Linked DNA regions of Mus musculus: region 2 is linked to region 1. Evidence: chromatin contacts called from ENCODE Hi-C or POLR2A ChIA-PET data. All regions are on one chromosome and are shown on one strand. Each heading gives the region's core, a stretch centred on a gene start or an enhancer-like site at or near the end of the contact. The rest is flanking DNA. Distances are from core to core; before and after follow the strand shown. Region 1 holds the start of Snhg17 (small nucleolar RNA host gene 17). Region 2 holds the start of Ralgapb (Ral GTPase activating protein, beta subunit (non-catalytic)).

Region 1 (2,700 bases), core at 191-2,690:
CGGGAGGAGGTGACAGTTCTAATAAGCACTGGCCACGAGACCTGCAGTAGGCTCAGCACTTGCTGTCTTAGATCAATGCAACCTGCCCAGCTGGCAGAACTGAGGTGACAGGACTCTTATGTCACAGAGGTAGTCCCATTTTTCAGATGAGGAAATCAAGAACCAGACAAGGCCCGGAAGCCAGCAGAGAGCAGTGGCTGAAATCTGGATGGTGCATATGACCCCCAAAATCTTCTGGCTCCTTTCCATTCTGCTCTCCACCCACCAGAGTAAAGCAGAAGGGTACAGAAGCGACAGTGGGAACACAGGACACACAAGACACAGATCCCAAGTGGGTACAGCAACAAGCAGGCACACCTCAAAGAACCCAGCCTCACCTCACCTTCACCCACTTCCAACTATAAATGAAGAAACTGAATCCCCCATCCCAGGGCACAATCCTCACTCAGGAGCACCAGTTTGTCGATGTAGCAAGACGGAGACAACTCTTTGGCCACTGTAGATCCCAGCTGTTATTTCTGCAAATACAATAAGCCCAGGTGAGCCACATGAACAGCACCCAGTTACCTGGGAAAGCACCCAGAATCCCAAACACAAAAGCTGCCAGGTAGCAAACCACGGAGCATAGACACCCCCCCCTTTCCTCTGTAATCCCCACTATGCAACATGGAACAGAACTGTCCCCAGAATCTTGCCCTTGGTTATTTCGAGCCCTCACCGAGCTTCTCTCTGCACAGTGGCTTTGTCGACCTCCTCAAAAGTAGTAATCAGAACTCCACACCACCCCTCTGCTGGTACCCATGGGAAGGCCAATTACAGGCACCCGGGCTTCAAGTTGCTCCCGAATAGCAGAGCACTTACCCAGGCATCCTCTCCCTGGACAGTGGGTGTCCATCTCGGAGTTGAAGGGAGTAGGGGGTTCCAGAAGCTGTAATCTGTCGACCCAAGGAGCTTCCATCTGTCTCCAGGAGGGCTGCGCAGTCTACAGCCTGGCAGGACAACGGAAGCGGCTGCGGCGCAAGGCAGGGCGGGGCAGGGGGACCCAGATGCTGCACCCGGGGTCCTGGGGGAGTCTCAACTTAAATCCTGGTCAATGGATTCGCCTTGGTAGGATGCTAAAAACATGGGACACAGGTCGTAAACACCGACCCACTTTTTGTAGGCGACAGACATGGCTTTGAGGCTTCAGATACTCAGACGGTGAAAAGCACGCGGCTTGAGGCCCTCCCTCCTCTAGACCCAGCAGACCAGCCGCCCACCGACGGCCCGCAGCCCGGTTTCCTTGATGGAGGAAACGGCGCTGCCCATGCACCTTGCACTCACCTTGGTGCCCTGTATTGGGGAGACGAGCCCGGGAACATGCGGGATGTCTGTAGATTTGGGCGGATGGCAATGGCCAGAGAGGAAACACATCCACGCGACAGGAAACTGTGGTCTTCACGATGGGCGCTGGCGGAAGAACAAATGACAAAGCACGCTGCAGCCTAGAGCAGCATCTCCGAGCGGCGGGCCCTCCAGCGCCCCCACGAGGAGAGGAGACTAACAACTGTTTGAACATATTAAGTTAATTTTTTTTTTTTTTTAAACAATGATACGTTTTAGGAGGAAACTGTCTCTCGTTTGCCGTATTTTTTCTGTTTGTTCTGAAGCAGACCTCTCTTACAAACTACTGATTCCACAGCACATGGCTCAGTGGTGTCACAAAGGAACAAATGATGACTTTAAACACCACCACACGAGGTCAGTAGTGGCTTGAGACTGGCATGTGGAAGGGATGAGAGCAAAGAATGAATGCTTTGCTAAAAGTCTACCTAAAAATCATAAGGCCGATGGGACGATTCCCTTAACCAGAAAAGTCCTGATCCAAGTAACAGATGAGAGACAGATGTTTGAGAAGGAGCTCACGTGTTTCCAAGTCTTCATACTCCCAAACTCTGCTTGGATCCTAGGCCAAATGTGGCTCTTGGCCCTATGTACAGCAGCTCTGCCCTTGGGGCTGAAGAAGGAACTCCACTGAAAGAGTCCAAATGACCTCTGAGCCAGCCATCTCTTCCGCCTCTAAGGGTGACTTAAAGACAAAAGATAGTCTGGGCTGGAGAGATGGCTCAGTGACTTAAAGCAATTGCAGAGGACCTGAGTTCAATTCCCAGTACTCATACAGAGAGCCTAATGTTTGTCTGTAACTCCAGTTCTAGGGGATATGACGCCCTCTTCTGTACATTGTAAACACTGCCTGTAAAAGTGGTACACATAGTATTTCAGGCAAAACACTCGCAGGCATAGCATTAAAAGAAAGAAAGAAAGAAAGAAAGAAAGAAAGAAAGAAAGAAAGGAAGGAAGGAAGGAAGGAAGGAAGGAAGGAAGGAAGGAAGGAAGGAAGGAAGCCAGGCGTGGTGGCGCACACCTTTAATCCCAGCACTTAGAAGGCAGAGGAAGGCAGATTTCTGAGTTTGAGGCCAGCCTGGTCTACAAAGTGAGTTTCAGGACAGCCAGAGCTATACAGAGAAACCCTGTCTCAAAAAACCATTAAAAAATATATATATATATTATTAAAATATATATTAAATATATATTATATATTAAATATGTATTATATATTAAATATATTAAATAAGTATATTTAATATATATATATATAATATATATTAAATATATATATAAATATATATTAAATATATATTAAATATATATATATATATT
Region 2 (2,700 bases), core at 102-2,601, 48 kb after region 1:
AACTCAATGGATTGTGGTATAAATAAGGCCCACCACCCTCTTTAAAGCAGGAAAGGAGTACAGAGTCCATGCAGTTTCCTTGGTGTGTCCTAAAGAGGCAGGTTTCTTTGCCTTGTTTTACATTTATAGTAGAGTCTTCTGCAAGATCTCAGAATGACTGCCACATCTCCTGGCATTGTATTATACCATGGTTCCAATCATGAAGTTGGGGAAAGTTGAAGGACACAAAATTTCTCAGGACTTCCTTTATATCCTAAGTCTCCCTTGGAACTTTGGTTTATGCTTTATGGACTAGAACTTTGTTTCACTGGTATGCTGTCAAGCAGGGGAGGGGGCTTTGCTTTTTGGCCTCTGTAGTGTAGAAGTGGGAAGGAGAGAGGGGCTTGGAATAGTGACCATGTGATAAAGCACTTATCAAAAACTGTCTAATTGAACTTTACTGCTTCATCCACACACTGTCCTGGCACATTGTTACCCACCCCTTCCCCTCTTCCTGTAGGTGAGGTTGTGGTCTTAAAGAATCCTTGTTTTATCTCTTCTACGAGGGCACTAGTTTCTTCTTCACTCCTACTTGGTTCATGGTCTCTTCTGAGGATGACAGTCACCGTTTTCTCTGCTTTCCATACAAATGTGTTTTTTGCACAGCCTAACACCCTGATCCCTCCACCTCTGAGTTCCAAGGTCAGTCACAAGGCCAGGCTCTCTATGAAGCTGTCTCCATCCCTCTTTCCTCTCAGCCTGACACGTGGGGAGTACGTCTAAAATGTTGTTACTTTCCTCGTGGAAGTTGAAACGAAATTCTTGACAGTGGTACTGTTTGCAAAACGTCCGGTGCATGGCAGGTGCTCGAACTTGTATCTCTTGTTAGTAATAGCTTATCTCCCCGATCAGATACAACTCGTTGGTGACAGGTTCTGAATCATCCTTTTAAAGCACGTCAGGCCTGGCGAGGACATTGCCCATAATAATGCTGCGCCCATGTAATAAGGGGCTGGGCAAAGGAAGAGCTACAATGCTGAGATGTGAGACATTCCTTTAGCCTGAATGGTAGCCAACTTTTCATAGAGAAGCCCCTTACTCTTCTGCACTAAGAACATGTAGAAGCCAGATTGCTTCTGGAGCTGGCACCGCGATGACGTAAGTGTCCGTCACTTTACTCCTCCCACTCCACCGAAGCCCGAAAGGGGGCGGTGTGGGCAATCGCGCTTCGCGCGGCCCTCTGGGACGGCTGCGCACGCGCAGCTTCCGGCTCCAGGCTCGGAGACTTATTTGACGCTGCCCACTCGGTCCCTTCAGAAGTCGCGGGTCAGCAGCGCCGCGCAGGCGCAGTAGTCCCTTCGGCTGGGGAATTATTTGACGCCACCGCCCCTGGCAGTCGGAAGTTGCTTGAACGGAGCCCAGCCGGCCGGCCAAGCGACCGGTGTTCGTCGTCCCCTGGGCGCCCTGGGAGAGTCACTGACGGGTGGACGGACTGACTGCCGGTGGAGGGCCGGCCGGGGCAGTGGCAGCGCGGGCCGGATGGCGCGGGTCGCGTGAGGCGGCAGGCCGAGTGCGGCCCGCGGTGCGCCCGCCCAGCGATGCGGGCCCCGCCCGTCGCCTCAGGTACGCGGCGGCCGGCGCGGTGCGGCCGGACCCTCCCCTCTCGCCGTGCTTTTTTTTTTTTTTTTCCCTCTCCTCAGCAGCTACTGAGGCAGGGGCTCTTTGAACCTCCGCTGCTCCCGGGGCCGAGCGTCGGCGGGCGCATTCCTGGGTTCTGAAGTGGCCGCACCGGGCGCGGGAGCACAGTCCTGGCCCGCGGATTCTGCCGGGTGTGAGCGAACCCGGGAGGGTCGGACTGGCGGAGCGCCCCCCTGGCAGCCTGGGGACAGGGGCGGGTCTGGAGTGGCAGCGGCAACTCCGGGGAGGATGCGGTCCACCGAGGGGCAGGTGGAGTTGCTGCCGTCCGGTGAGGATGCTACTGCCCAGGGCACGGTGACGCTTGCGAGGAGAGTAAACAGCCACCCTCCGCAAATGCTTGCTTTCCGCCAGGCCCAGGCCAGATAGGGAATTTGAGCACCCTGCACGGCAGGACTGTTACCCCATTCTACGGACCAGGCAACCGAGGCCCAGAGCGATCGGGCGCCTTTGGTGCCCAAGGTCATAGAGCTGGGTAATTTGAACTCAAGCAGCCTTGACAGTCCGATCCAGGTTCTTAACCAATTAGGTCATTGGATGTCCAACTTTGATGCACGGTAAAAATCACTTGGGGAGTTTTGAAAAGATTCCTGGTGCCATAGCACCTCAAACTAATTAAACCACCATGTCTAGAGGGTAGGGGGAGACAAATACTAGTATCTTTCTAGTATTTGTCTTTCCGGAGATCCCCTAGTGGTTCTGGGCTATAGTGAGGTTTGACAAGTGTGAAAGCATGTAATCTCAGAGGTCTGACAGTGCCTCTCCAGTTTATGTGTGCAGGAGGATGCTTGTTAAGATCGTGGATTCCACTGGCAGAAATTCATATTGTCACTCCCTTCCCCCCAGCGCGCCCTTGTTCTATTGCTGGAACTCTCCATTTCTCTGCCTCAGCCTCCTGAGTGCTAGGATGGTAGCTGTTCACTAAGAGAGAACTTTTCCTTAGATCCACAGACTACCACCCCTTTGGTAGGTAGGCCTCCTTGAGGGTGAGACCCAATTATGGATTCTTAGCAGAGCTTTTAAAAA

What was found. A loop is a pair of places that touch in the nucleus more often than their neighbours do. ChIA-PET counts read pairs that join two places held with the same protein, here RNA polymerase II (POLR2A).
Region 2: a map of heart shows a loop between it and region 1 (4-fold over the local background). The contact joins the promoter of Ralgapb here to the promoter of Snhg17 in region 1. A Hi-C loop is called at or near these places in 3 of 37 maps with a recorded cell type or tissue (heart and v-Abl transformed pro-B cells). POLR2A ChIA-PET finds 5 or more read pairs at or near these places in 3 of 5 experiments (Patski and embryonic stem cell).

What each region holds. Positions count from the first base shown.
Region 1 is chr2:158,360,082-158,362,781 of GRCm38, forward strand. Snhg17 (small nucleolar RNA host gene 17) reads right to left here and starts at 1,441. Exons shown (of 6, transcript NR_027887.1): 1 at 1,324-1,441; 2 at 862-989; 3 at 383-518. RefSeq lists a cis regulatory region at 1,373-1,649.
Region 2 is chr2:158,408,502-158,411,201 of GRCm38, forward strand. It overlaps Ralgapb (Ral GTPase activating protein, beta subunit (non-catalytic)), which reads left to right and starts at 1,352. Exons shown (of 30, transcript NM_001291138.1): 1 at 1,352-1,602.